2 separate regions of the Mus musculus genome follow, and region 2 is linked to region 1. A link is a loop called in an ENCODE intact Hi-C map of the cell type or tissue named here. Cell type or tissue: left cerebral cortex. All regions are shown on one strand. Each heading gives the region's core, and the rest is flanking DNA. Links, peaks and the distances in the headings are about the cores only.

Region 1 (15,652 bases), core at 3,608-11,607:
ACAAACCCCACAGGGCACACACCACCCACTAAATAAATATTTAAAAATTAAAGAAATAAGTAGTTGAGATCATAGCTCAGTGGTTGAGCCCTTATTTGAAATCCCACAGTGAGTAGCTGGGTCAGCAGTACAGCCCTAAAATTTACTTTTAACATGTAAGGAGTTTAAAACACACCTGAAAATAGGCGCTGGAGGGATGGCGCAGTGGTTAGAAACTCTAAAGGACCAGAGTTCAGTTCCCAGCACTCACACTGAGCAGCTCATGACTGCTTCAGGTCCAGGGGATGCGATCCCAGCTGGCTTCTCCTGGTACCTGTACTCATGTGCACATACCCACACACAGAATTAAAAATAAAGATAAAGCAAACAAGCAAAACAAAACAAAAAAAAAAAAAAACAAAAAAAAACCCCAAACTATATCTGAAAAAGTTGAGGAATCTTGATGTTAGATTAGCAGAAGTCAGACGTGTGGGAAAGCTTGTTCCTCTCTTTATCTGAACCCAGGTTGTATTTTGAAGAGCCATCCGCAGGGTAGATTGATGGTTCTTGGTGGATCAGCTGAGGGCTCTTGCAGAGAACCCAGGTTCAGATCCTCACACCCACTTTCAGCAGCTGACAAACATCCATCACTTCTGAGCCAGACAGTCCGACGCCCTCTTCTGGTCTTCCCGAGGCACCTGTACTCAAGTGTACACACACTTAACTTAAAATAAGCCTAAATAAATAAATAAATAAATAAATACATAAATAAATAAATAAATGAAGTATCCTACTAGCACAAGGAGTTTCTGTTTTGGAAGTGGGGAAAAAAAGAAAGAAAGAAACTGTAAAACTTTTGAAAGCACAAAAGATGTGAAAAAATGCATCTGAGATTCTCACAGTTGGGGAAGAATATTGATTTCCTGGTGGAGCTGTCATTCCCAATTATTATCTGATCACTCTGAACAGCTTGAGGAAATGAGAGCATACCTGAAATTCGCGGTTAAACATTGTATTTCTTAGAAAACAGTGTTTAGCATTAAGAAGTCACGACAAGTGTATTTCAGCTCTGAATGAAGGCAATTTGGAAGGAGTCACAGAGACACAAAGGAGAGCTGAGTCTGACGCACAAATCTGTTCATGCCTAGAGAAGTTAACAAATCAAACTGAGATTGTAGGGACTTGGGGGTGACAGCTTCAGGACAGCATTTACTTAGACTCCCCCAGCAAGGAACTGGGGGGGGGGCGCTAGGTGAAAGTGTTCTGGTCTGGCACAGGCAAAGTCTTGGGTACTGTGCTGAGCACCACAAAATAACAAACAAACAAAATCCCAACACACCTCTTTAAGCTCTCACCTTTCTAACTCTCTAGCCCCCCTCTCTTCTTTCTCTTCCCCCCTTTCCCCATATGGCCATGGCCGGCCTCTCCCTCTCTCTTTCTACCTTCTCTCTTTCCCCCTGACTTTCTACAATAAAGCTCTAAAACCATAAAAAAAAAAATCCCAACACAAACAAAAATGGCATATGTTTCAGTTGCTAGCTAAGTTACAGACTAATCTTAGATTTTGTTGCTATGAAAATAAGTAACTGAACACGGTGGTGCACACCGTTAATCCCAGCCTTTAGGAAGTGGAGGCAGGTGGATCTCTGTGAATTCAAGGCCAGCCTGGTCTACAGAGTGAGTTCCAGCATAGCCAGGGCTACACAGAGAAACCCTGCCTCAAAACAAAAAAGAAAAAAAATCAGAAAAGAGAAAGTGACTAAAGCCAGTGTATATATGGTCATAAAAACTTAACTGGGGTAAAGATGTTTGCTGCCAAGCCTGACCTTCAACCCTTAGACCTACAGAGTAGAAGGAGAGAACCAACTCCTAAAAACTGTCCTCTGATTATCGTTGTACAGTGGCTCATGGGCTCATGTGTCCCCTCCCCATTATATAGATAAACGTAATTTTTAAAAATCATAGTCCAACTCAAAACAGAACAAAATGGGCTGGAGTTGTGTTGCTGGTAGAGTGCCTGTCTAGTTGGCATGGGTTCTACCCTCACACACCCACAGAGAGAGACAGAGACAGAGAGAGTAAATATGGCATGGTGTCCCAGCAGTTGAGAGGCGGGAGGGATGGGGAAGCCGAAGGACCACAAGTTCAAGGTCATCGTCTGCTCCACAGCAAGTTCAAGGCCAGCATGTGCTACATATCTGGAAGGGGGGATTATGACTAACTTTGTTGCATTCAGTTATTTGTTCCCCATTATCCATTCATCTGTGATAGGTTGGCAATTTCCCAAAGCACATCTACTAGGAGTGGGGGAGTGCCAGGCGAAGCACTGGGGGGATTGCTCAAAGCTTGCTGAGCCCTGCATCACTGGGTTTTATCCACTGAGGCTGAGCCGTTTCTAGCCACTATTGAAACTTTGGAGGCCAATCACAAGATGCACAGGTGGCCCATTTATCTTGAATTCCTTTACTCAGTGCTAAACGTTACAGCAAGTGGTTTCCCCCCTTCTTTTTTTCTTTGCTTTCCGATGAGCTTCAAAGGGAAACTGTAGACGCATCTCCATCGCTTTGAGAAGTATGAGCTGTCTTTCAAACCATCTTTCACTGTTCACCATCTCTGAGAAATGATGACCATGTCATAAACCACTGGGTATGAAGCAAAGGAACCCATGCCAGGGCTCCGGCCTTCGAGGAGGGTTCAAAGTCCAAACAGAACAGTCACAACAAAAGCAAAGGGATGTTCTGGCTTTAGCGCAGGATGTGGGGAGTAGTGGGGGGTGGGGTTAGAACAGGAATTTTCCCCCTACTTTCCTCAGAAAACTATGTAGCAATGTCCGATCTATGAAGGTTTAGCCCCTTCCCTTCCTCCCCTTCTCTTCCTCCCCCCTTCCTCTTCATCTTCTTCCCTTCCACTTGGCACATTTGCATGTGCACTCTCTCTCTCTCTCTCTCTCTCTCTCTCTCTCTCTCTCTCTCTCTCTCACACACACACACACACACACACACACACACACACACATACACACACGACTTAAATAAATTCACGTAAACAAACAGCACTTTGCCATGAGAAGTGGCTCATGCTTAGAATCCCAGAACTCCACAGACAGGGTTAGGGTGGGGGCGCTTGCAAATTGGTGGCTAGCCTGAGCTACATAGAGAGAGCCATAGAGAGACACGCCATGCTTGCAGATATTCATGTGGGAGTCTTTAGTGGAGGCTGTAGGACTGCTGTCTGCAATTTATGTTAAAATGCATTAGAAAAAATAAAATAAAATGGATTTTGGCTGGCCGGATGGGCAGATAAAGCATCATACAAGGTTAACGGTGGAATTTCAGAAAGGTGTATACTTAGCCCCATTGGCTCAAGTCAGCTGTATGTTTCTAAATTTTCACAAAGTATCGGAATAAGTTTATATATGCCAGTTAATATACATCCAGTAACAGAAAATTTGGGCAGTATGGGATGGTGTAGCTGGAAATCTCCTATATCCTGCAAGCCAGCCATATTTCTTCCTTGTTTCTTTCTTTCCTTCCTTCTCTGTCTCCCTTTCTCCTCCCTCCTTGCTTCTCATCTTCCTTTTTGCTTTTGGGGAAGGATCTAGTACGTAACCCAGGTTGGCAATCCTCCTGGTTCTGTCTCCTGAGTTCTAGAATTATAGGCCCAGACCACCCACCCACCCTTCCTTCCTTCTTTTCCAATGCTTCTTTCTTCCCTTTCCCTTTCTGTTCTCTCTCCCTCCTCCTCCTGTTTCTCTTTCTCCTGTTCCTCCTCTTTTTGTTTTTCAGGCAGGAGCCCAGGCTAGCCACACTTGTGGCAATCTTCTGCTTCAGCAAGTGCAGGGATTGCAGACATACACTACCATATCCACGGAGAAAGCTTCCTCCTTCCCTCCCTCCTTCCATCCCTCCCTCCCTCCACAGCCTCACACAGCTAGGTCCGTGCTGTAGGACTGAGCCAAGAGCTTCACCCCCTAGAGTTGTTCTTATAGCTGAACATACCACTGAAATTCCATTTCTGCTCAACGGGATCACCATCTCACAATTCTCAGGAAAAACTTGTGCTTTGTTCCTCTGTCCCTAACCTGAAATCCTCCATCCAGGCAGTGGACCGGGAGTAGGGGGCATAGAACAATACAGAGAAGCTGAACCTTACCAGCCCATTTGCCCTGCATTCCCAGAGTGGTGGCAGCTAGGTTGGATCCCCAATTCTGCAGGTACTCTGGGGGACCTTGGGTAGATCCACACAGCACTGGTGAGCCTCAGTTTCCCCTTCTGTAAAGCAAACACAGTGCTTTCTATTTCCCAGGAGTGGCTGTGGGTGGTGAGACAGGACCCACCAGGGTGTGTGCCCCGGAGCCAGGCCCTTCAAGTGGTGAGCGGCACTGGCCTGCCCTCGCCCCACTCTCCTCCAGGAGGTCGCCTGGACTCGCAGACTTGGCACAGCTCCATCGCTGTACAACTCTCTTCCCTGGAGCCTGAACGGAATGTTTTCTCTACCCTCCTCCTCCTTTTCCTGTGACCGTGTCTGCAGGACTCCTCTGCTGTCCTGGGCTCCCCAGAGATCAGCCCTAACCCTCTCTCCCTGTTTGTCTCCCACCCTGCAGCCCACCGGGCTGTTTCCAATTTGGAATCTTGTCTCTCAGATCATAGCCGCCTCTTAGATGGAGCTAATGAGGATTTAAGGGCCCGGAGCCCTGGACCTCCCCAAACTGAGATAAATCCTGCCTCTGTTCAGACAGGGGGCCTCCAGCCAGGCACTCAATCCCCTCCTCCAGGCTAGCCGGGAGGCGCCTGGGGAGCCCCCTTCTGGCAGGCAGGGAGGGCCTCCCAGCTTCTCGTCGGGAGACAGGAAGAGACAGTTTCTCAAAGGCCCAGAAGAAGGTCCCACAACACGATGGCCCAGAGCGGTAGACTTGTGAAAAAGAGCTGTTTATTGCATTTTAAAATTGAAGCTCGTTATATCTAAGTGTTTGTTCACGTGTGTGGGGTGTGCTTTGTTCACTCGCGGACAGAGTTCAGCACGCAGGGTCTTCTTCAGTTATCTCCACAGCTTTTGAGGAAGGATCTCTGACTAAACCTGGAGTTGGCCGTCTCCTCTGGCCTGCATACCACAGCGCTCCTTAGCATCCTCTGGCTCCACCTCCGCTCTTGCTTCAGAGCTGCTGTTAAGGACGTGCCAGGCTTTTTATGTAGGTGCTAGAGATCTGAACTCAGGTCCTCTGCTGGTTGTAGCAAGCGTTTTATCCACTGAGCCATCCCCCTTCACTTTTATTCACTGATCGATTATTCGTTTTGTTTTGTTTTGTTTTGAGACAGGGTTTCTCTGTGTAGCCTTAGCTGTCCAGGGACTCACAGCGATCCTCCTGACTCTGCCTCCAGGATACTGTGCAGACTCCATGACTCTGCAGCCCTGGGAACAAGCTGCCGGAGAGGAGAGCTTACGCAAGCTAGCTCCATGTTAGGAATAAGAGGAGGGAGCACACCTAGCTCTCCCTGAAACTCCAGGTAAAAGACAGGGACCACCCCAATGCTATATATAATTGAGTGTGAGTCTAGAGAAGACCTGAACTAGCTGTGCTGATGGGAAGGCTTCCTGGAGGAGGCGTTTGTTCAGGGCTCCTGAGTATGTGACAAGGCCCAGGAACATTTAAAAGCCACGCATTACCGGGCAGTGGTGGTGCACATCTGTAATCCCAGCACTTGGGAGGCAGAGGCAGGTGGATTCCTAAGTTCGAGGCCAGCCTGGTCTACAGAGTAAGTTCTAGGACAGCTAGGTTATACAGAGAAACCCTATCTCTGTATAGAAACCCTGTCTCGAACACACCCCCCCCCCCAAGCCTGGCATTATAGTGGGCATCTGAAATGATTCCAGGAAGGCTCAGGAGGATTGCCATAAGTTCTGGGCTAAGCTACATAGCAAGTCCCTGTCTCAAAATATTTTGGAAAAAGAAACCAAAAGAAAAGCAAAAAAATGACAAAATCCTAAACCATAGAACTTTTTTTTTTTTTAAACTCAGGGTCTCATGTAGCCCAGGGTACCTTCAACCCCACTATGAGTGTCCACTGAGGGTGACACTGGAGTCCAGAGCCTCCTGCCTCCACCTTCCCCAGCGCTGACACAGAACCCCAGGGCCTTGTGCTTATCAGACAAGCACTCACTCAGCCACATCCTCACCCCCTGCCAGGTGTTTCTTTGGTGACTTTATTCCCCCTACCCAAGGTGGGAGCAATGGCTCAAGAGATTAGGGGGGTCTCTGAGAAGACCTGGAGAGAGCAAACTTCAGCCAGTGCCCTGCTTCCTCTGAGTACCCCACACTACCCTGTAGAACTGTTTAATCTTTCAGTTTTCCCCCCATTAAGTCCCTGCTGCTGGCTATGGACTTAATAAATTCCACCCCATTTACTTACAAACTTACAATTCATTTAGGCTTAGCAGAACTTTCTGGACTGTCTAGGCAATGCAACCAAGCTGAGGTTGAGACATTTTTTCCTTTCAGCACAGGGCTCTCTTCCCCTTCAAACATACATGCAAAGGGCTGGTGGGATGGTTCAGTGGGTAAAGGAGCTTGCCACCAAACCTGCCGACTCAAGTTTAATCCCAGGAACCCACGTGGTTGAAGGAAAGAACTGACTCCTAGAGTTTGTCCTCTGACCTCCACAGGCCGGCTTTGGCATAAGCTTTCCCTACCCCTACTCCCTTAAAGTGATCTTTTCTTTTCTCTTCTTTTCTTTTCTTTCTCTTTTGTTTTTGTTTGTTTTGCTTGTTTGTTTGTTTGTTTTTAAACCCTCAAAATGAACAAATAAATTTTAAGAACCCTCTAACCAGAAAAGAAACAACAACAGCAAAACAGTAATAAACCCAGGAGCATGATCTTCTGGTACACACATGTAACTGACAGGCTGACAGGGGTCAGCCTGGGCTTCAGAGTGAACCTTGCCTTAAACAGACCAGATACACAGTCTTGAGGGGAGATAGGAGTTCTACTGGATGGTCCCACTCTCATCTCGGGAGCTTGGACCTATCCAGCCCCACCTTGGTGGTCTTGTTTTCTGCCACGTGTTTAGAGGAGCCTTTTTTTTTTTTTTTTTTTTTTTTTTTTTTTTTTTTTTTGAGACAGGGTTTCTCTGTATTGCCCTGGCTGTCCTGGGACTCACTTTGTAGACCAGACTGGCCTCAAACTCAGAAATCCACCTGCCTCTGCCTCCTGAGTGCTAGGATTAAAGGCGTGTGCCACCATGCCGGGCCGAGGAGCCTTTTTTATTAAGGAAGCTTTCATCCAGGCCGACCTTGATCCTTTGCAGAGGCCATGGGAGCTAAGGAAAGTTAGGGAGCAAGAGAAGCTTTTTCTCTTGTGGGAAAGCCTTGTCATCTTTCCAGGTGAGGATGGTAGCCCCGATTTTCTCATGAACCGGCATCCCCAAAGGCAGGGATCATTCTGGATTGCTTTTGGGAGTCAACTCATTGCTCAGGACTTGGGAATGCCGTAGGTCCTCAATCAATACTCCAAGGGTTGGATTCCGCAGAACCATGTGCCTGCGGCACCCATCCAGCTAAGATAGTCACAACCTCGGAGTAGGCTTAGGGAGAGGTGGCCTGGCTTCAGGAGGGTATTGGGTGCAAAGAAAAGCATCGTGGGGGGCCGTTTGGGGTCCTCCCGGGGCGCTTAACCTTGGCTTTCTCTGCTGGCTGGGTTGTGGCTCCTTACTCCAGGGCCTCGGGCTGCGCGCCAGAGAAGAGGAGGAGGCGTCTACCGTCTGCACCCATCACCTGAGCTGTACCGGGCGGGGAGGATAACAATTATTGGGAGAGGTTGAAAAAAAAATCATTATCAAATAACTACAGCTTGCAAAAGTTGGAGGGTGGAAAGGAAAATGCGGTCCGGATCGCTGCAGGATCGCGCGGCTGCTGGAGCTGCGCCGCGCAGCGCCGCGGTAGCCGATCTGGAAGGAGAAACATCTGCAAGGCATTTGTGCGAGGCTCACCTTTGAGACCTCGCGGTTGGAAGGAGGCGCTGAGTTCGCGCAAAAGGAAAATCGCTCCAAGGTTTTCTTAGGGGGACCCTGACTGGCGCGGGCTGAGGAGGCTAGGGAGTTGGGGAAGAGCGCCCCCTGTCAGGCGCACGAAGAGCCTTGATGACCCGAAAGGAAAGCTACCACCTTAGCCTCAGTTTCCCAATCTTTCTCTCTTTACCCCTCCTCCTTCCCCTCACCCTCATGTAGCCCAGGCTTTTTATGTAGCTGAGGCTGGCCTTGAACACTTCACCTTCCTTCTTCAGTCTCCCAAGTGCTGGGATTGCAAGTCTGCCTTCTAAGATACATTTTCAGCAGTATATGAATGGGAGTTAACGTTAAATTCACCAATCCGTTCATGTGACGAATTACGATGTCACTTTAAAAAAATCTTTAAAAGATAGCATGTCCAAGGAAAAAGGGGGAAACTTTTTTCCTGATAAAACAGAAGTGGCTTTTCGGAAATGTTTTTCCTTTTGGCAGCTTCATAAGACACTGTGATCAGCCAACGCCTTACTACCCTTTCCTCTGCAACAGCCTGCTTTCCCGTTCCCCCTCTCTCCTACCTTCATGCCCCTCTCTTATACCCCCACCCCGTAAGCAGTCACAGCCAGGTGTTCATGACACCAAGAGTCATTGACAGCCCACCACATGCTTCACCCCCATTCTGCTCCTCCCTTCCCTCTTTCCAGATGTTCCCTGGGCCTTGGAATGGTGACACAACGTGCTGGGTGGGACCGGGCATTCAGCAGCCACCTGTTCTCACCCCTTGGACCAGCTGAGTTCCCCCCCCCCCCAAGCACTGCCCATTCAAGAAGCCCTTCTCTGGTCAAAGCTGAGGGCTTCCTTAGTCTGTGTGTGTCCCCCCAAAACAAGGTTTCTCTGTGTAGCCCTGGCTGTTCTGGAACTCACTCTGTAGACTAGGCTGTCCTTGAACTCAGAGCTCTGCCTGACTCTGCCTCCCGAGTGCTAGGACTAAAGGTGTCTGCCACCACCGCTCAGCTTAGTCTATGGGTACAAGCACTGTTTCGAAAGCAGTTTAGGATTATGGAGATGGCTCAGTTACTAAAGGCACTTTCTGCTACACGTGAAGACCTGGGTTGGCTCTCCAGGACCCACAGGAGAGAGGAGAGAACCAACTTCTTCAGGTTGTCCTCTGGCTGTCAAAACTTGTGCCATGGGTGTCCTCACATACAAAATAAGTAAATAAATGCAATAAAAAAAATTAAGAATAGAAGGCAGCTTATGAGGTCACTTGACAGGTCACCAGGAGTTCCCTGTAGGGCCTGACCTTTCCAGGCTCAGACATTTCCCCAGTTCTGCTTGACAAGCCTTCCTTCCATCCCTTGGGGCAGATCTCCTCACATCCAATCCTAAAGACAGAATCTTATTTGTAGCTGAGGCTGGCCTTGAACCATCCATATCCTTTTGTCTCTCTGCCTCTTGAGTGCTAGGATCACAGGGAGGTACCGCTGTGTCCAATATATTCTTCTTCCCTCCCTCCCTCCTTCTTCCCTCCCTCCCTCCCTCCTTCTTCCCTCCCTTCCTCTGTCTTAGAAGGTCTCCTGTAGCCCAAGCTGGCCTCAAACTCACTACAAGGCCAAGGATGCCCTTGAACTCCTGATCCTCATGCCTCCACCTAAAACCAGGATCATAGGCATGCAGCCTTGCACTCTGTTTTGAGTAGCCAAAAAGTTCCTTGGAGGCTCAGCTGGTGGAGTGCGTGCCTACCACTCAGAAGCCCTTGGCTCCATCCAGCTCTGCCTAAACCAGGAATGGTGGTGTATGACCGTATTCAGGAGGTAGAGACAAGAGCTGAATCAGAAGTTCAAGGCCGTTCTTCAACACATAGAAAGTTTGAGACAAGCCTGGACTACACAAGACCCCGTGCCCTCCTGTCTCCCCTACCTCCCCTTTAAAGAGCCTAAGTTTCTAATTCAGGGACCAGGGCAAGCCTTTCAGCCTGCTGATCCAGCTGAACCAGGGTGGCCGACAAGGAGCCTCACAGCAGCTCACTGCCGGTTCTTGCAGTCAGAGGAGAGTCTAGCAGAGCCAATTTCCAATGACTGAAATAATCCTCGTTTGGACGAGCAAGGTTGTTGTTGGCTCTGTATGTGCCTTTGGTCACTTCCTGTCCAGTCTGAGGAGATAAGAGGGCCACTGTGTGGGAACCATACGGCACCTTAAGGACCTCCATCGGGGTTGTAGGTGGGGGAAGAGACCCTGAGGTGACACAGACTTGTATTATTGCCACCTACCCTGGTTTTGTCTTTTTTCTGTTTTTCGGGGGGGGGGGGCTGCCTTGGTACCAACTGTCACCAAATTGTAATTAGCCCAGCCCCCAAAGCCCCCCGAGAACAGAAAGATAAGAGACATCTTCAGAAAGGGAAGGGAGACGCAAACCTCACAGGAAGCCAAGCGGGCAAACCGTCACTTGAGCTGAAGTGAGAACTGCCTTTCTTTTCCAGCCAAGGGTGACTTTGGTGCCTCTAGGGTCAGGTGGGGTCACAGAGGGCAGAACTCTGTGTGCCTTCAGGGTGTGGAAATGGTGACCAAGTCTTTACTCTTTTAGAGAGATTTTGGGGGCTGGAGCTGTTGTTTAGTGGTAGAGTGTGTGTCTGGTATGTGCAAAGCCCAACACTTCAAATAAAAAACAAAACTGTTACTGGCGGTTCAAGTCTATTATCCCAATTACTTGAGTGGAGCCAAGAGGTAGGGGTGCGTAGCTTTAATCCCAGCACTCAAGAGGCAGAGACAGATTGATCTCGGTAAGTTCAAAGCCAGCCTGTCTACAGAGCCAGTTCTAGGATAGCCAGGGTTATACAGAGAAACCTTGTCTTAAAAAACAAACAAACAAAAAACCCAACTACTTAAGCAGATGAAACAGGAAGATATGTGAGTTCAAAGTCAGGCTGGGCTATATAGAAACACAAGGGGCAGCTTGGGTAACCTGTGAGACCTTATCTCAAAATAAAAACTAAAGGGAGGGCTGAGAATGGCTTTTTTTTTTTTTTTTTTTTTTTTTTTTTGAGACAGGGTTTCTCTGTGTAGACCTGGCTCTCTTGGAAATCACTTTGTAGACCAGGCTGGCCTCGAACTCATAAATCTACCTGCCTCTGCCCCTCCCAAGTGCTGGGCCTGCCTCTGCCTCCCAAGTGCTGGGATTATGAAGCTGGGCCACCACTCTCAGTGAGAATGGCTTTGTGATAGAGTTCTTGTGTAAAATTTGCCAGTAGGAGGCTGGGGGCGTGGCTCAGTGGTAGAGCCCCTATCCAGACTCCCCCAGGGAGGGGCTGGGGGCGTGGCTCAGTGGTAGAGCATCTATGTGGATCTCCACCCTATTCTTTTGAGAGAGGGTCTCTTATTGAACCCGAAGCTCACCAATTTAATTAGAAAAGTTGACCATCAAACTCCCAGGGATCTGCCGGCATCACTGAGTTACACGTGTGCACTACCACATCCCCCCACCCCCTTTGGATATAAGTTCTGGAGATTGAATTTAGGGCCTCATGTTTTTGTGGGAAAGCGCTTAACCAATCACATCATCTCCCCAGCCCTCCCAGAAAAATCTGACAAGTTATCCTGACCAGGGCTCAGCATTAGCTGTGGACAGTCCACCCTGGAGCTGCCTTTGGTTCTCTATCCACCTCGGAGGGCTCAGTAAGTAGAGGAAGCCAGAACTTCAGGAAAAGGGGGGCAGCTAGCCAGTTCCTTCTTGGCCTCTGGGTGGCTCCTCTGTGAAAAGCCACTTCCAGCTCTGTTTTGGTCATTCTGGCTGTGGCTGCCTCTGATTTATTAGCTGTGGGATTGTCAGAAGGCAAAGGGAAGGTTCTAGCATGCCCAGGAGATTGCAGGAATCCATTTCACACTTAACTATTTTTTCTAACACCTACTAATGTCCTTCAGGTTGGCCCCCAAAGTTCCCTGGCTTCTCCACCCTCATTCACCCTGTTTGGGACAGCGTGGAAGCTGAGAAGATGGAAAAGCCTCTAGCGGTGGCCAGCTGTCAACCTGCAGGTGCAAACATCTTGGGGCTTGAGGGGAGCTGGAGTGGGGAATGGGAGTAGTTGGAGGGGATTCTTATACCCCCTCCCCCCCAAAAAACCATGGGATGCAAGGCAGAGACCAGTTCCCTTATAACAGCATGGCCGTCCCTGTGACAGTTCAGCATCTGTGAAATGAGTATGGTTAGCCCTTTCCATAGGTTATGGCCAGGGCAGAATGAATGACGGCTGGGTGCTACCCGCCTGCGACATTTCTGGGCCCCCAACAAGAGCTGGACTGATGCAGCAGAATCTGCCTTTGATCCCCACGAGGAAACTGGCCCAGAAGACACTTTTCCGGGCCAATGTTTTCTTGCCCACTTGGCTAGAGTTCTCTTTCCCTGTGTTTCTGTTGAAATACTAGTTTCTAAGGATTTCCATTGCTCGCCTGGCCACGCAGCAGTACCCAGTTGGATCTGTTTTGACACCAGGCCACCATCCTGTCTATTCTCTCCGTTGTCACTGTTCCTTCTCTGTAGCTGGCGAAGAGTGGTGGGGGAGGGGAAACAAAGCATATTGAACGAGGATGCTTCTAGAAAAGCTCATTCCTTTGCCCCAACTCCATAGGGCTGGGCAGCTGGCTGTTGCCCCATTTAACAGACCTAAGGCCTTCATCTCTCGGGGCAACAGGTGCTGGGTAGAAGCAAGAAGATGGCGATTGGCCAAAGATGTAGTCATGTGACCTTGCTTGGGCCTATTGCAGGAACAGCCAAGAGAGAACTGTTCAGAGGCCGTTCTTTTTCCATTCTTTTTGTCTTTTTTTTTTTTTTTCCTCCCTTCAGAGCTGATGATAGAACCCAGGGCCTTGCACTTGCTAGGCAAGCTCTCTACTACTGAGCTAAAGCCCCAACCCCTCAGAGGCCGTTCTTGATTGGCTTTTGAGTATGGAATATCTCCCTCCTCTGAGAGAAAGGGGTTGAGTGTTATTCCACAGGATAGGAGTGCTGTTTGGGGAGATTGTGAGGTTTGGTGGATGGAAGTGGGGTGGTACGTGTGTGTGTGTGTGTGTGTGTGTGTGTGTGTGTGTGTGTGTGTGTGTGTGGTATGTGTGTGTGTGTGTGTGTGTGTGTGTGTGTGTGTGTGTGTGTGTGTGTGTGTGTGTTTCCAGACAGGCTTTCTTTGTGTAGCTCTGGCTGTCCTGGAACTCGCCCTATAGACCAGGCTGGCCTCGAACCCAGAAACCTACCTGCCTCTGCCTCCAGAGTGCTGAGACTAAAGGCATGCGCCACCATTGCTCAACTAGACTGAGAACTTTTGAGGGTTTTAGTACAAGGCTGCTTCTGGTCTTTCTCAGCTTCCTGATTTGCTCATGTGTGGTGTTTCTACCATGCACGCCTAAGGCTGGCGGGTCTGTCATGCCTCCCTGAGGTGACTAATCTTAGTTGTTAATTTGGCTGCAATTGGAATTAGCTAGACCCAAGGGTCTCTCTCTCTCTCTCTCTCTCTCTCTCTCTCTCTCTCTCTGTCTCCCTCCCTCCCTCCCTCCCTCCCTCCCTCCCTCCCTCCATCTCCCTCTCTCTCTCTTCCTTTCTGTTTTTGTTTTATTTTTTTAATCTTTTTTTTTTTTGCTGTATCTAGCAAAGCTATAGATTTTTATTAGATATTTTCTTTTTTTTCCTTTAGATATTTTCTTTATTTACATTTCAAATGTTATCCCCTTTTCTGGTTTCCCCTCTGAAACCCCCCTATCCCCTCCCCCCACTCACCAACTCACCCACTCCTGCTTCCTGGTCCTGGCATTCCCCTATATTGGTGCATAGAACCTTCACAGGACCAAGGGCCTCTCCTCCTATTGATGACCGACTAGGCCATCCTCTGCTACATATGCAGCTAGAGCCATGAGTCCAACCATGTGTTTTCTTTGGTTGGTGGTTTAGTCCCAGGGAATTCTGGGAGTACTGGCTAGTTCATATTGTTGTTCCTCCTATGGGACTGCAAACCCCTTCAGCTCCTTGGGTCCTTTCTCTAGCTCCTTCATTGGGGACCCTGTGCTCAGTCCAATGGATGAGCATCCACTTCTGTATTAGTCAGGCACTGGCAGAGCCTCTCAGGAGACAGCTATATCAGCCTCCTGTCAGCAAGCTCTTGATGGCCTCCACAATAGTGTCTGGGTTTGGTGATTGTATATGGGAGTTTTATTTTGTTTTGAGACAGAGTCTCACTATGTAGCCCTGGCTGTCTTGGAATTCACTATGTAGACCAGGCTGCCCTTTACTGTCTGCCTCTGTCTTTCAAGTGCTAGGATTGAAGGTGTGGGCCACTGTGTCCCACAGTGAAGGATTTTCTTGATCAGATCATTTGAAGCAGAAAGACCCCATAACTCTGGGGCAGCCTACACAAAGGACACCGAGGAAGGAAACACACACACACACACACACACACACACACACATATATATATATATATATATATAATTTTTTTTTTGCCTCATTGCTCCTGGGCTTGCTGGCAAGTGCATCTGCTCTGTGGCTGAGACATTCTTCTCCTGGTATTAGAACCAATATGTTTGAGATTCTAATATAGTCTGAAGACCAGCATCTCTCCAGGAATCCTTTAGGACTCCAGCACCCCATGGACTGCTCAGACATCCAGCCTCATGGACTAAACAACTACTGGATTCTAGTCTTTCAAATGAGACAGTCATTGTTGGAGTATCTGGACCACAGCCTAAAAGGCAAACTCATAAATTCTCTTTTAATATATGTATATATACATATTCATTTTTTTCAGCTCGATTTCTTTCTCTCCTCTTCCTCCTCCTCCTCTTCTTCTTCCTCCTCCTCCTTCTTGGTTTTTGAGACAGGGTTTCTCTGTGTATCCCTGGCAATCCTGGAATTTGCTCTATAGACCAGGCTAGCCTCAAACTCAGAGATTTGCCTGCCTCTGTGGTCCCAAGAGCTGGGATAAAAGGTATGTGCCACCAGCTCTGTTTCTTAGATAACCCTGACTGACTGATACATTTCCTTACTGTGACAGTCTGAAATCCTGAGACAAGATAAGTCCTTTTTCCTTTAAGTTGCTTCTGTCAGGCATTTAGCCACAGTAAGAAAAGCACAAGGACTTGAGGGGTGGGTCTCTAGGGAAGGTTCCTAGAGACCTGATATTTTAAACATGCTTTTACTTGTTGCTAAGGAAGTCGTAATCGTTGGTGCCATAACTCAGTCACCAGCCTCAGTTCAGAAAGCCTGATGGACCACATGTGAGGACCATTAGAGCCCTGGGACCACGGCATGGAAGGACAGAACAGAATTCCACAGGTTACCCTATGAGTTACAGAAGAGCATCATGCCCTCCAACAAGCAGCAGAGAGTCTGGCACCTGGAGCCAGGTTTCTCATCCTGTTTCCACTCATTGAGGCTGTATGCCCCGCCCCTCTTTGCAGGAATCACTGTCCTTGTCATAGGATGAGGATGTGACAGGAATGCTGTGTCTGTGCTTGCCTCATTCAGGATGAGTGGCCCCTGTCATGTGTGCACAAGATTGTAGCTTCTCTCTTCCTGCCCCTGAGCAATAGAGGAAGGAGCGGCCCATGGAGCACCTTAGAGCAGTGACACTGCCAGGGCTGGTGGGGTGTGAGTGGTCTTTTCTGGGTGCAGGTGGCAAGGGGGGCCCATTGTCTAC
Region 2 (15,652 bases), core at 2,991-10,990, 150 kb before region 1:
CACACTCAAAAGTGAGTATACTTGAGCCAGGTAACCAGAGAGGCCAGGCCCACCACTAGTCTATCAGGTCACTAAGCAGGGGTGAGGACATATAGCTTTAATCCTGCTGGGGTACGGTAGATGCAGGTTGGGGATTCTGAGATAAGCACAATTTGACTCATCACTCCCTGGCAAGCAACATGGCTCAGTGGGTACCGGCAGTTGCCACCATCCCTTGAAGACCTAAGTTTGATACTCAGAATCTACATGGTAGAAGGCCTGCACTGGCTCTAAAAACTAATACCCTGACCCCCAAACCTGAGCTACAACACATGTGTGCCCCCCCTCCAAATATCCCTAAACACATGTTTTTAAATGTAAAATGTCACTCCCCATGGCTGGGCATACACACACACACACACACACACACACAGGCCTATAACAGAAGCACTCAGGAAGCTGAGGCAGGACGATAGTAAGTTCCAGTATAGCCTTGCTTACACAGTAGAACTTCACAAAGTGCTCTACTGCTGAACCAAGCCCTCGCCCCCTCACTGCCAAATTCTAGGCAAATGCTGTATCATTAAGCTATATTCCCCAGCCCCTATGGCTCATCACTAACACAACAGACCACCCTGCCCACTGCCCTGTGGGTAGCAGCAACAGCCAGCCAGGATACTGACTAGAGGATGCAGAGCTGCCTTCATCTCAAGTCTAGCTTGTCCTTCACTGTCACTTAGATGTCCTCACCACTGTCCTTGCTAGCCTGTCCCCTCACACACCAGCTTCTTCCTTCCCCCAGAGCCATGTGGCATGCTTGCTCCTCTCCTTGTAAAGAACACACAGCAGATCCTGCTATATTTTGGCCATAGCTGACTTGAAGAAAACCACCAGTTTGCTTTGGAAAAGAACTAGTAGGGAAAGCTGGAAGGAGTCTCTGGGTCAATAAACACCTCTGCTTCCCTTCTCCAGCCTCTGGCACAGCACTTTCCCCTGCTGGAAGCTCTTTCAGAGACATGGCTAGAGAGTCTCTACAACAGGGAACCAGTGGCCCGGGGACAGGGAATGATGGGGAAATGAGCAGACAGTGCATTAGCAGTTGGAAGAAAACATCACACAGGGCCATAAATGTGTCTGCCATCCACAGCAACAGACACAGTGCTGCTTCAGGTCCTGGGCAGAAGTGGCACAGAGCTGAAACAAACTTGAGAAGCCCTGTATCTTGCCAGTGAATAAATCATAAATATCACCCCCTGAAACTTCTAAAAAAGACACATTTTGAATACAAATGAATGTTTCTCAGGCATTGCAGCCAGAATAAACACCTCTGTTGATCAAATAACAAGGAAAACCAAGTACTATAAGGAGAAAATCAGCACCAGGAAGCTGAGGCAGGAACATAGCAAGTCCAAAGCTACATGGAAGACCTTGTCTCAGAAAACCAAAACTGGGCAGGGAAAGAGTTTAGTGGGTACAGAGAGTGACATGAAAGCATGAGGATCTGAGCACAGAGCAGGGTGTGGCAGCACACATCTGTAATCCTAGCATCCCTACAGCAAGACAAGGAGAAACTCCAGGAATGCTGGACCCAGTCTGTTGTATGCAGGGCTAAATAACAAAAACCCCATCTAACACTGGAGGTTTTCATCTAAACTCTACTTGAACATGAATGTTCAGACACGTATACATTCATGTGTATACATGTACACACACACAGAAATTCAATGAAGTGTAATTCTGGCATTAGAGTGGCAGGAAGATCAAGAGTGTAAGGATAGACTGGGCTACAGAGCAAGGGTAAGGCCAGTCTGAGCTACATGCTAAGACCCCGTATACTAAAAAAAAAAAATAGAAAGTTAGCACATTCAAGGTTTTAATGCAACCCCCAGAATTGCAAAACAGGCTAAAACAATCCACAAAGAAAAAAAATCAAATAAGCTATTTTTAAAATAAACAAAATGATGTCAGATACTTTTAATCCCTACCTTTGGTGGTAGAAGGGCAAACTTCCCAATCTATCTACCAAGCTAACATATCGGCCATAGGGACCAGTTATACTCTGAACGTGCCCGACACAGGCCCATTGTTGGTTTGTGTTCTTGTTTTGTTTCCTTGAGATGGGGTTTTACCTAGGCTGACCTAGAGTGCCCCATCCTCCTGCCTCAGCCTCCCAAGTGCATCGATGGCAAGTGTGCAATGCTGAGCCAAGCTAGGACAATCTCAGGAACAATTGAGTGCATTTGTGCTTCAGAGTGAGGAGGCCATGCTTATAGGAAGGCTTCTCAGGGTGAGCTCAAGGGCTGAGGCAGGCTGGAGATGAAAACATCATTAACCAGTCAAGGTGTGGGGGACAGGAGGGGGGAACCCAAACAAAGCAAACTTCCTCACAAACCATACATGGCTTTTTAACAACCCATAAGTTACTTTTAAAACTTTTACACAAGAAAAGCAAGGACTTATTATTATTTTTGATTACTATTATGATGATTCAAAGCAGCAAAACTCTATCAAGTTTTTCTAAGTCATGATTAGAAGACATAATGTTTGGGGTTTGTTTTTGTCTTCTAGTGCTGGAGATGGGACCTAAGGCAAGGCAGGGGCTCTAGTGTTAAGCTGCCCTTCAGCCCTTCCCTGGGGATTCTAAGTAGGTGCTCCACCAGTAAACCACACCCCTAACTCCTCACTTGGGGGCGGGGAAATGCTCTGCTGAGCAATGTCCTCAGCAGAGGGAGGGAGGGAGGGGAAGGAGGGAAAGTAGGGAGAGAGAAGGATGGAAGGAAGGAGAAAAAGGAAAAACAGGAAGGAAGAGGAAGCAAAGAAGAAAGGAGAGGAGGAAGAAAGAAGGGAAAGAGGAAAAAGGAAAGAAAGAAGGAAGACAGGGAGAGGGAAAAGGGGGAGGATGAAATGTTCTGAGTCAATCTAAGGCAAATGCTCTGCTGAGCAATGTCCTCAGCCGATAATGGTTATTTTCCAATGCTTGGTTAAAAATTACAAAGTCTCAGCTGGAGTTGGATGGCACATACCTCCAATCCCAGCACTCAGAAGGCAGAGGCAAAAGGACCAAGAATTCAAGGTCATTTCTGGATGCCTTAGGAATTTGAATTCAGATGAAAGGAGGGAGGGAGGGGAAGGAGGGAAAGTAGGGAGAGAGAAGGATGGAAGGAAGGAGAAAAAGGAAAAACAGGAAGGAAGAGGAAGCAAAGAAGAAAGGAGAGGAGGAAGAAAGAAGGGAAAGAGGAAAAAGGAAAGAAAGAAGGAAGACAGGGAGAGGGAAAAGGGGGGAGGATGAAATGTTCTGAGTCAATCATAATTACATGAACAACTCTTGAGCATTCTATTCCTGTTTAAAACACAAGCACACATGTACACACGCATACACCAGTGAGTAGAGTCCGTGAATGGGTATATTTGCCTTCACTTTAGGACTGACGCTGTGGTCAACAGCTAAAACATTTTAAAACTATGAGAGCCATCTTTCTTCCTCTTGTAGCTACTGAGGATGAAAGCTGGGCCCTTAGCAAAGCTACTGTTCTACCATGGAACTGAGCTACGCCTGCCCTTCTTTACAAAGAAAACAGTAACCGGCCTTGCGGGGCTCTCCAGTCCAGCCTTGAAATCTTCATCTCCCGCCTCAGCTTCTGAGGCAAAGGGAATAAGAATTCAAGGCCATTTTTTGATTTCTTAGAAGTTTCAAATTGGGCTCTATGGGAGGAAAGGACATGGGGTTGGGGGCAGGGGAGGCAGGGGGCATGAAGATGTTCTACCATGTCTAACTACAGATTTAAGTTTTCCTTAATTTTTATTAATAGGGAGGGGGCAATGGCAAAGCACAAGTGTGAAAGTCCACTATGGGTTTTGGTGGTTGAATTTAATTCGAGAGACTTCTGTGGCAGATACTTTTACCTCCCCAACCATCCTCCTGGCCAGTGGTTGCTAGTATTCTACTCAGAGTGACGCACAGGAGTTCAATCTTAATATCGGAGTCATTGTCCTTCACCAAGTTTCATTTCAGAAGAAAGAAAACCATGAAGTGCATTGAGAAGTTCCTAACAGTTGAGAAGGGTAAGAGCATGACTTGATATTGTTTTCCAAGGCAAAATTCAAATTCAGGGCTAAGGAGAAGGCTCCCTGGGTAAGGGCAGCTGACATCCAAGTCTGATGCCCTGAATTCACTCCACAGGATCCACAGTGAAAGCAGAGAAACAGTCATGTGAACTCCATACGCACACTGTGGCTTATATGCACACGACTAATACTGTATAAAATTATATAAATACCCAGTTCATTATTAAAACAAAAAAACTAAACTAAAATGTCCACTTAAGTATAAATACAAAGGCTCTGTATTTTTTCAGTGCCCCCAGAACTTCTAGAACAACGCCTGCCAACTAAAACACCTACTATGAATTTAGTAATGGGTTACGCAAACATAAATTACAAGGCCAGACATTTTAAAAGGGAAAAAAGGTGATTTATTGACGCGCTGGAGACACGGCAGGATAGAAGCACTATTTCAATTTTCCACACAGTCCTCAGTGCTGCAGATGTGCTAATGCAAAAAGAATTTCAGAGTGAAATGGCTCTCGGCTCCCTGGTTCCTTCCATATCAATTCCTTTACTTAAAAAGGCTGGCTGGCATTCCCACACTTACATCCAAGACAATGAATACATGCTCAAGCACTTTTATCTGGCTATAAGTACAAATGGATTTGTTCAAACAGAGGAGGGGAGGGAAAAGGAGGGGAAGAAGGACAGAGGGAGGGGGTAGGGGGAAGGGAGAGAGAGAGGGAGGGAAAGAGAGAGGAGGGGGCGGGAAAGGAGAGATTAGTTTTCAAAATCTTTCAGCAAAAAGAGTACAGCTCCTGGTTTTCCGGCTGGAAGGAGCGAGCCCACACACTCTGGTCATCACTTGTCACTCTGCCCTGCCCTGGCCCTGTTTTAACCTCCCCTCTGAATCCTCACGAGCACATTCACTGATCCCTTTCCTCCTGCCTTCGGGTTACTATGAGAAACTGTATTTTCTTTCACAAGGCAAACACTTAAATCAGAAGCAAAGAGCAAGGGAGAGATAGTCCAATGGGTAAAAGTGCTGGCTGCCAAGCCTGATGACCTCAGCTTCATCCCTGGGACCCACGTGACAGAAGGAGAGAACTGACTCTTGGCCTCCACACATATGCCATGGTGCGCATGCATGCATGAACATACACAGGGCAATTTTAAAATGTTAAAAAAAAAAAAAGGTGAAATGCTGTTTGTGGGATGTTTATATACAAATTAAATAAGAATATTCTTGTCTTCAAATTTTAAATTCAAATCAATAGAAGCCAATGCCCTACTTCTCTGTCTAGGTCATGGGAACTGAACAGGGCTAAGCACATATTACACAGGAGAGATCTTCATGTTTCATTGCTTAGTCAGTGGCTGATAGCTTCACAAATGCCTGTCTTTCGAGACACAAAAAACTGGCTAACTGAGTTTCTCCCCAGGAGCTTGAAAATAACACATAGTGAAGTATGGTTTATAATACAAAAGGCATCTCTGTGTCACTACCTCATGTGCACATACATATTAGTATGTACTGTGTAGTTCCCAGATCTTTTGATTACATGAACACACCTGACCTCAGGGAAGCCGGCTTTGCCCAGCCCCATATTTCACACAAACCAAACAGCCAATAGACAGTAATGGCTTTCAGCTACTGATGACCTGGACCAAAGATGAAGAGACACTCCATCTTCCTCAGGGAACTGTCAGTGGTAGAAGGCTTGGAGCCGACCTTTCGCCCTGTCTTAATCACAGCCACCTATGATAACAGAGTGGGGTTTATTTTTATGCTCAGCTCCAGATGAAAATGATCAATCCTTCAATCTTGACTACTTTGTATCTGCACAATGAGCTGTGTAAGGGAAGGCCCTGTAAGTTTTCATGAGTCCCCTGAGCCCTACATGGAATTAAATTCACCTAAGAATATGATCTGCAATAATACTATCAAAACGCTGAACACTTCATTGAGTCTGTCCAAATGTACAAATTAAATGAAATCCCAATAAAAATTCATTTAAATTTTCATTAAAAAGTAGGAATTTTCAGAACCAGGCACTGTGGTCACACAGACCTCAAGCTACTTGAGAGTCTGAGGCAGAAGGATTACAAGTTCAAAGTCAGCCTAACTACAGAGCTAGCCTTAGCAACTTGGTGAGAAGTAGCTAAGTGATAGGGTACTTACCAACGATGCTAGTGTTTAACCCCAGAAGGTGGGGAGAAAACAGACCTGAGGGCCAGAGGGAGCTGGAGACTTAGCTCAGCGGTAGAGTACTCAGCTAGGATCCTGTCCCAGCACAAAAAAAGAAAAGAAACAAAGCTTTACAAAACAGAATTGGGAAGAAGACTGTAAGCTGGACAGCAGAGGATGAAGACCCAGACATAGCCCACATGGCACTGAAGAATGATGGGCCCGGGGCTCCTGATGCATCACACTCACCAAGGACATGAAAAGCACTGGAAGAATCCAAAGAGTACATGGCTTGGACAGTCCTGGGGCATCGATGAGGAATATGGTGGCTGATAGAGGACAAAGAAGTCAGATCAACTCACTGGGGGTAGATAAATTGGATGGCTGGTCACTAGTTATAGGAGGGACAAGGGGCTCTAATGGAAGAGGAGAAACTGAGGCCCTACTTGCCACCAATCACAGGAGAATGCCCAGGCTTGGGGCAGAAAGCAAAAGCTGGCATTATAGAAAGAGTCCAGAAGTTGCCCTGGTAACATCTACACAGAGGAGAGTTCCAAAATAAGATCCAGAACAGCTGGGGCTGTGTAGCTCAGCTGGTGGGGCACAGAGCCAGGCACTGTGGTTGCACAGACCTGTCATTTAAGCTACTTTAGGATCTGAGGCAGGAGGATTGCCTAAGGAAGCCCTTAGTTCCATTCCCTGAACCACAGAAACCGGTGAGGCAGTGTATGCCTGTTAATCCTAAGGCTTGGGATATGGAGGAAGAAGGAACTTTCTTGGCTACAAAGTTAAGTTCTAGGCCAGTCTTAGCTTAGTGAGACCCTGTCTCAAAAACTAATGAACAAACATAGCAGGATCTGGAATAGGAAAAAAAAAAAATATGTGGGAAAGAAAATGGGGGTGGGGGGGGGGGGCGGCAAGATAGAATGGGAATTCCCACTTGCCAAAAATAATTCAGTTCCATAAGACAGACAGCACAATAAGCAAGGGACATGCCTTGGCCTGGGAGATGTCCTTAAGGCAAACTCTCAAGAGATTTCAGACTGGAACCATCAGGGTCTCTACTTGTGGGTAAGGCATGGCAGCAAGTGATCTAACAAGGAAAATGAGCAAAGCTGTCAGAGGGGAAGACAGGAAAGTGTGAACAGGCCACTCAGAGTGAAAGGCAGTGTGCCAGTCAAGAGAAAGAAAAAATATCAAGTACACGAGGTTCCTGTTCACACTCATCTAGCAAGCACGGCTCAGTTAATGGAGAAAACCAGCGAGGTACTTTTAGAAGAAAAGGTTTGTTGAGCAGAAATGTTCATGCTCTGTACCTTAGGAATGCAATGCTCCCACCGTGTAACATGGAAGCTGGTGAGGGAAGATGTGGCCAGCACCAGCACCAAAGCTGGGCCTCTTTGCAGTAGCTGAGCTATCAAGTCAGAGGCACTAACCAAGCACACTTGCCATAGACCCTCTTTACAGTGCTCTACATGCAGTCAGCACAAAATTATAGTAGGGTTCCAAAAAGACTGATGGTCTAACTGATCAGATGTGAAACGGGAAGCAAAAGATATGTAGAGAATGCCATGAGAAGCAGTTCCAACTCTCCCCTAAATGCCCAGGGAAGTTCATGTGCTTGGAAGCAGGCAGCAGAGGGTGGTGATGTGGGACCAGGCAGCCTCAGCAGCAGGAGGAGGCTCTGGAGATCCATCCCACAAGGCAGCTGGCTCTGTGTACCCAGAAGGTGGCTGTGGGCTGCAAGACTGTGGAAGCACTCCCCAGGGACCCACGCTGGCACAGACCTAGGAAGGCTAGGCTAGATGTACAGTCTCTTGCCAGCTTTGCTGATTTGAGTAGGACATACAAAGCAAGTTAATGTCTTTTCTAGGTCTCGATTTTTTTCTGCCTGATTCAAACACTGTACCTATTGCAGAAACACATACTTAAAAGTGGATGGAGATGGGCATACAAATGCATACCAGTAATACCAGCACTGGGAGATAGAGGCAGGTTAACAATACAAGGTCACCCTTGGTTACATAGTGAGTTTGAGGCCAGCCTGGGTTACATGAGACCCTGTCTTTAAAAGAAAAAAAAAAGTATTTGGAAAAGAACTACATGAATAGATAGCTATTAATAAATGTCAACCGCTGTTATAAGCTGTCCCTGTCATATCCCTCAAGTTACCCAGAACCAGAAAGTAAATAAACTCTTCCTGGTGAACTCAGAGTTCTCACATAACAGGATCTGCAAAGATCTCCTAATACATGCAAATTCTGGAAAAGAAAAAACCTAAAAAGAGCTTGCCATGAATGTTGTGGGGAAAGACAGACAAAGAGAGAAAGAGCTGCAGAGAGAAACGAGCAGCAGAAGCTGGTGTGGTCTAAGTAAAATGTCACAGAGAAGTCACCTGATCGTTTAAAAGCTGTCAAATGAAAGGTGATGGGGCTTGATCAGGTTGCAAACCAAGTCAGTAGCAGCAGCACCATCAGAATGGAGCCCCAAATGTTCTGACTCCCATCTAAGATCTCCTTCAGGAACGCCAACTAGACCATGGCTACTAACCCACCAGGCTGAGTTTACTCATGTCTGTCAATCAGACCTGAGTCCATTTTTGTGAAACTGAGATTTGAAAGGTAAGATCAAAAGCCATTATTGGCCATTAGTTAGTCCATGGTGATCCAAATATATCCTACCACCTCATATACCTATAATCCTAGTTACTTGGAATGCTGAGGCAGGGGGATTGTAGGCTCAAGGCTAGCCTGAGCTATATTCCAAGGCCTTGCCTTAGAATACAAGTTTTAAAAAAAGAGATGTACCTGAGACAGAACACTTGCTTTGAATTCTCCAGCAAGGGGCTGGGTGTGTGGCTCTTAAGTACAGGGCTTGCCTAGAACCCTCCAGTGAGGGGCTGGGGCTGAGATTTAGTGGAGGAGTGTTTGCCTAGCACCCAGAAAGCCCTGTTTCATCTCTAAAATAAATAAGATAAGGCAGAATCTACTCCTGAACTCAGTGTCTTTTCTCTCAAAGCAATGCTCATCACAATCACACAGCTCCCATGACTTTGCCATGCTATTCTGGAAGCAGTTCAACCTAGCATCTGGGACCATCAGTCCCATTTCTCTATGGGAATATGGAGGCTCACAAAGGTCACCATTAAAACTCTAGCCCATGTAAATCTCTTTACAATCCTTTCCTTTTCACAGCTGTTAAATGCTCAGATAATTTGTCCATGATGCTTAAAATAGCTCTCTGGAAATGCCAGATACACAGAGGAAGAGACACACAGCTCAGGGGGAGAGGCTGTCAGTTCTAAGCACTCTTCAGAGACCTGGGTCTCATCTGCTGTTCCCATAGAGAGTGTGTGGTACAGTGGGACCATGGGTGGCCCTGGTGTCTTCAAGCAAGCCCAACAGAGACACTGGGAGATTAAACTCTTCATGGATCACGTTAAGGATTCTTCCAATGCTGCCAGTCAGGGAGTTCAGAAGCAGCCCTGATCTTCTGAAAGATGGCATCTGATGTCTTTCTGCTCAACACAATTAAGCCTTTACTTAAATGTGAAGGATCCACTAACAAATAACCCACCCAAATGCCCCAACAGTGGCTTCAGCGTCTCTGCAGTAGCTGTGTGTTTGTGTTTGGGGATAGGGATGCTACAAATGGACATGTTCACTCTGACTTTAAAATAATCTCAGTTCCTCAAGTGTCCACCCACCCACCCATGAGCACACACTACTGCATAATCCTGTGGTTTTTGTTTTGCTAGGCAGGTACTTTACCACTATGTAATATCTTCAGTCCAGTTGATTCCTGAAACAGGTTCTCATCAAGTTTCCCAGGCTAGTTTTGAAGTCCTAATTCTTAGCCTCAATATCCGCAGTGCTGGGATAACAGGCTTGAGCTACAGACAGGGCTGTTCCAGTGTGTATATCACCAGAAGTTACCATGTGCCCCATTTGTTTAGTTGGCCATTATCTGCCTGCTCCTGCTGATGGCTGGAACCTTCTCTATACCTGCTAGTCCCTAGAGAAACCTCAGGGCTCCTTTTGGAGGAGACAGGGATTAAAAGTGTTTGCTGTGTACTTAGTGCATGTTCTGTATATGCTAAACCACTCCCCTCTAGCAGCTGGCAGCAGAGGCAGAGCACTCCTAGTCCACACATGTGAAGCCTCAAATCCTCCAACATGCTCCAAACACTGTGGATTTCCCATTAAGGATGTGCAACTGATGAAGGTCTACAAAGATCTTCCCAAATCTGAACCACTCCCACCCCATACACACTGAGTGAGAGCTGCTCTTTAGAGTATAGGAAAGAACACAACATCTGAAACAGTGAGGAATCTTGCTCAGGGTCAGACGCCCCTGGACATCTGCAACAGCTGGCCTGGGAATAGCCATTTCTCTTCCAAGACCCCTGGAACCAGACAGAGTTCTGCACAGGAAAGGCCCCAGGAGCAGAGGTCACACCATGTGTGGGAGGGAAATCCTGGACTAGTAGTGCTCACCCATGCTTGCGCACAACCCAGTGGCCCCCTCTGTTCTTCAGGACTGCTTCATGTCCTCCCAAGGCCCCTGCTGACTCTTTCTAGAACATGCTAGAATACTGTGACTTGAGCTGCACTTGATCCTTGGGGTAAATTTTCCCCTGGGGTCTCCTCAAAACTAAGAAAACTACTTATGTTTTTTGTACTGGTTGAACATGTTTAACTGGTAACAGTTAAAAGCTTCTATTTAATTTTTAAGCTTTGTCTAGTTAAAATCGTATTGTATTGCAACTTTATGGTGGTTGACTCTAGAATGATTAAACACGCAGGCTGATTACTCAGGCTTTAGGATTCTGCCAGATACTAGAGTGACCTCTTCGCAATGAAGCAAAAATGTGCTTCATTTCTCCTCCTCCGAGGAGAAAACACTGCATTGAAAAGTTGCTTGTGGATTTCCCACAGCCCCACAAAGAGAAGAATTTATTTGAGATAACAACAACAACAACAACAATAATAATAATAGGCTATTTTGTGTCACTTGGTGAAACCCTGCCTCAAAATAAGCAGGCCTCAGAGAGTTGGTACAGTGCTTGCTATGTCAGCATGAAGACTAAGTTTGAATCCTAAGCACCCGTGTAAAGCTCCAGGCACGTGGGTAATCAGTGTTATCAGAATGCCAAGAACCCGAAATGGAGGAAGCTACAGACTCTCTAAAGTGGTTTAGACAGGTCCCCACATCCCCACAGTGGTTCTCTCTTGTGGCAGGGGTGCTCATGTCCCTAGCATGTGACTAGTTAAAACATCTCTGGGCATGTCCTGGCTAAGAGGCCCATGTCTGGCAAGACATCACTGGCCTACCTTCTCCCTTAAAAACCACAGTCAGTGACATCAGGGACGCACATCTGTGGGTTTCCAGTGCAGTTGCCTGAATATGTTCAATGTGGAACAAAAAACCTAACTGCCATGTTTGCTCAACTGAGTCTGGAGGTTTCAGACTGACCTCTGGTTTAAAGGAGGGCTGACACAAAAGTAGAGTGGTGGTACATGCCCTTAATCCCAGCAGAGATAGGCAGCTCTAAATTCAAGTCCAGCCTGGTTTACAAAGTGAGCTCCAGGACAGCCAGGGCTACACAGAGAAACCCTGTCAGGGGAGAGGGGATGAAGCCTGACAGACAAATTCAAGTCACAGCAGCCTTCTAGGTCTGGCAATATTTCTCTCTCTCTCTCTCTCTCTCTCTTTCTCTCTCTCTCTCTCTCTCTCTCACACACACACACACACACACACACACACACACATACACACACACACACATACACACACACACAATATCAGCATGCTGCTTGAAAGTTCAAGGTCATACATGGCCTTCCTGACCCCCACCGGGTGATGGTAAGGTCACCCCTACCTGAACACCATGCCTCTCCCAGACCCCCCCCCCCTTACAGGACAATGTGCCCCACAAGGCTCCAGCCAGCTGGCTGCATAGGAACAAGATGTGCCCCACTGGAGTGGCTACTTTATTTTAAGTGACTCTCTTTTTCCAGGCTGAGTCACTTCTGCGTAGCTATAAAAGGCAGCAGAGCAGTGACTAAGTGCGCTTGGGTCCCAGCCACAGTTAAGTATTACTACCCTCACTGGGCAGTGGTGGCGCACGCCTTTAATCCCAGCACTCGGGAGGCAGAGGCAGGTGGATTTCTGAGTTCGAGGCCAGCCTGGTCTACAGAGTGAGTTCCAGGACAGCCAGGGGCTACACAGAGAAATCCTGTCTCGAAAAACCAAAAACAAAAAAGGATTACTACCCTCTACTCCTTCCTTCTTAATTGTCTAACGCTGGGGTCTTACTTTACTCCAGGGTGGCCTTAAACTCATAACAACAACCCTCATATCTCAGCCACCATGGTTCAGGGATTACAGACAAAAGCCACAGACCTGGATTCTTCATCTTTCCTCTGCTTCCTCCTTGCTCTAATTCCTCACCTCTGCAAAAGGTTGAAAGGTAAAGATGTGGGGTCCATCGCTTCGTCCATAACTTTGAAAACACTTCCTCCCCATAGACAAAAAGCAGAGATCTCTCCCCACAGCATCTGCTAAAGCACAGAAGTTATCAACAAATCTAATCTTCTTCTATCACGGTCAAGAATTCCTTCCACTTCCTAGAAGAGACGTCCCAAATCTAGCATTTAAAAAATGTTGTGCAAGAATGCAAACATCAACCAGGTATGGAGATATTTACCTGCAATCCTAGAACTCAGGAGGTGGAAACTGAAAAATCGGGAGTTCAAGGGCAGCCTTGGTTACATACTTAGTCCAAGACCAATTGGGCTATGTAAGATCCTGTCAAAGCCTAAAAAGCATGCTAGGGCTATAACTGGGTTGGTAGAGTACTTGCCTGCCATGCACTCTCATCCCAGATCACCACTCCCAGCGCCTCATAAACCAACCAGGTGCATGTAATCCTAGCGCTCAGGGAAATGGAGGCGGGGGCCCAGAAGTTCACATCTGAAGTAAGTTTGAAGCCAGCTTGGCTACATGAGAACTTGTGGAGGAAGGGAAGAAGGGGGTGGAGGGCTGGCTCATGGGGAAAGCACTCACCACAAAAACATGAGGACCTGAGTTTGGATCCCCAGAACCTGCATCAAGCTGGGTATGGCCACACACATCTATAATCCTATGGTCATATGGGAAGCAGAGAAACCAGAACTCCTAGAAGCTTACAGGACAGCTACCCTCTTGCAGACAGCATAGAACAAAAGCCCCTGTCTCAGACAAGGTGGAAGATGAGAATCACCAACACTGAGGCTGTCCACACTCATGCTATAAGGCCACACACACATACATATTCTCATACACACACACACACACACACCCTCACTTCTCCCCTTCTTTTTTATATTAAGATAGAGAAAAACCACATTGGAGTAAGAAAAGACAATTAAGGAGTGGCTTGCAGGACAGCCAAGCATTTTTTTTTTAATTATCCCATCAAAAATAGCTGATGTCGTGCAAAGCTCATCTAAACACCAGAGTGCCCAGGCTCCTTCTAGAAGCACACCAGGTACTGAAGACATTAATCTGGTCTTTGAAATCATATTCAACCAACAAAGACCTGAGTCACAAGACAATCAGTGGTATGGCTTCTCTGAGCATGTGTGAGGCTGTGGGTTCCATCCCAAGCACAGGGTAAATCAAAACCAAGCAGACAAATAAACCAACCAACAAGAGGAGGTGGGGGAAGACCAGGACACAGACAGACGGATGGAAAGACAGACAGACAGACAGATTGAGAAAGACATGGCTCTAACAAGACTCAAAAAAGCAGAAGTGTTTATCTACATGGAAGGTTACTGAGCCATCTGTGGCTTATACAGAGAATACTGTCACATGGATATGTGTATGATGCAAGGAAAGACTTCAGCAGAAGATGCCAGTTATGGGATCCCAGCACTCAGCCTGCCACATGGCCATGGTCCACTGCCAGGTGGAAGAGATAAAAGCTAAAGAACAGGGTTAGAATTTCCTCCTCAGGACCCAACTGTCTGACACATGGAAGCAGCTACATAAATATCTGCAAAATGATTAACTATCAGTACAAACCACCCTGGGGAGTATTTTACTGATAACTATTAAATTAGAATTTTCTTTCTTTCTTTTTTTTGGGGGGAAAGGGGGCAGGAGACCCCCTAAAATATATTTATGAAACAAAGATCCACTGCACCTAAAGCATTGTATAGTGTTCTAAGCTAATAACAGTTTGTTTCATTTTATATATTAGGTGAGGCTGAGCCTAGGACCTTGTGCATGCTAGGCAAGCATCTTATGGTCCCCAGCCCCTCATAGGCTGTAGGAGAGCACTCTACTGCTGAACCATATGCCCACAGCCCTATTTTTACTTACTATTTTAAGACAAGGTCTCACCAAGTTGCTTAGTTGGTCTTGAGCTCACTCTTTACACCAGGCTGGCCTGAAAACAAAGATCCCACTGCCTCAGCTTTCTTCAATAGAAGGACGGCAAGTATGAGTCACAAGACTGGGCTTTCAAATTAATAAAAACACCATGGGTAGCAGATACCAGGTATACAAGTAGCCTATCATAAACACATACAAACATGCCCCTATTTTGTGTGTGTGTGTGTGTGTGTGTGTGTGTGTGTGTGTGTGTGTGTGTGTGTGTGCATATGTCCAGATGTACCCAGAAGCTCTGTGCTGATGTTACCATTTTTTAGGGGACAGATAATGATATTAGAACTTTGGATCTTTACTGAGAAATGTATGTAGTCATCAAGTCACCTGAGGCAAACAACAGGGAAAGCAATAGTCCCGCAAGACACCCATCATCTGGGACTAGAGAGATGGCTCAGTGATTAAAAACACTTGTTGCTCTTGCAGAGGACCAGGGTTCAGCTCCTATCACCCACATGGTGGGTAATAACTACCTATACCTTCAGTTCCAGGGCATCCAGAGTCCTTTTCTGGCCTCCTCAGGCACCAGACACACATGTGGTATATAGACATACATGAAGGCAAAACTCTCATACATATGATAAATTTTAAAGGTAGAAATTTATGAATAAAAACTGTTTCTTTGGGATAATACTTGGTCTACTCAAAGAGCAGCTATTAATTCTATATGGAGGGTGAGATACAGGGCTAAGATGGCTGAAGGACTTGTAATGCATGAATTCTTGGGTTCGATCTCCAGTATCAAGGAAATCAGGTATGGTACTGTATGCCTACAGTCTCAGTACACTTGGGAGCTAGAGGCAAAAGGAGCAGAAATTCAACACTCTCAGACACATTGTGAGGTTTGGGCCAGCCTGGGTTCCATGAGATCCTGTTGCTATACTATGTAGATAAATAATGTTTTTAAATCCATAGGGAATGAACCTTTTTAAAGTAAATTTGTACTTACAAAGTAACTGCGGTCTACTTCAAACTAACCAAAATTTTTAGATTAAAACACTACAA

What was found. Hi-C counts contacts between places; a loop is a spot of excess contacts. Peaks named below come from ENCODE experiments on the same cell type or tissue, not always from the same donor. Only the 100,000 strongest peaks of a DNase experiment are listed, where the experiment ranks them.
Region 2: a loop joins it to region 1, with 1.8 times the contacts of the local background. A loop is called at or near these places in 2 of 42 quality-filtered maps.

Annotation. Positions count from the first base shown.
Region 1 is chr5:136,615,382-136,631,033 of GRCm38, forward strand. No RefSeq gene overlaps it. Among named protein-coding and RNA genes, the nearest start is that of Gm38722, 9.1 kb to the right of the region's middle. In left cerebral cortex, for the core only: CTCF peaks have their summits at 4,795 (motif pointing left) and 8,084; DNase peaks (open chromatin) are centred at 4,784 and 7,936; H3K4me3 peaks cover 492 bases.
Region 2 is chr5:136,468,533-136,484,184 of GRCm38, forward strand. All of the region lies in intron 2 of Cux1 (cut-like homeobox 1), which reads right to left. Among named protein-coding and RNA genes, the nearest start is that of Gm16599, 83 kb to the left of the region's middle. In left cerebral cortex, for the core only: no CTCF peak of the experiment used is centred there; DNase peaks (open chromatin) are centred at 7,454 and 7,947; H3K27ac peaks cover 3,125 bases.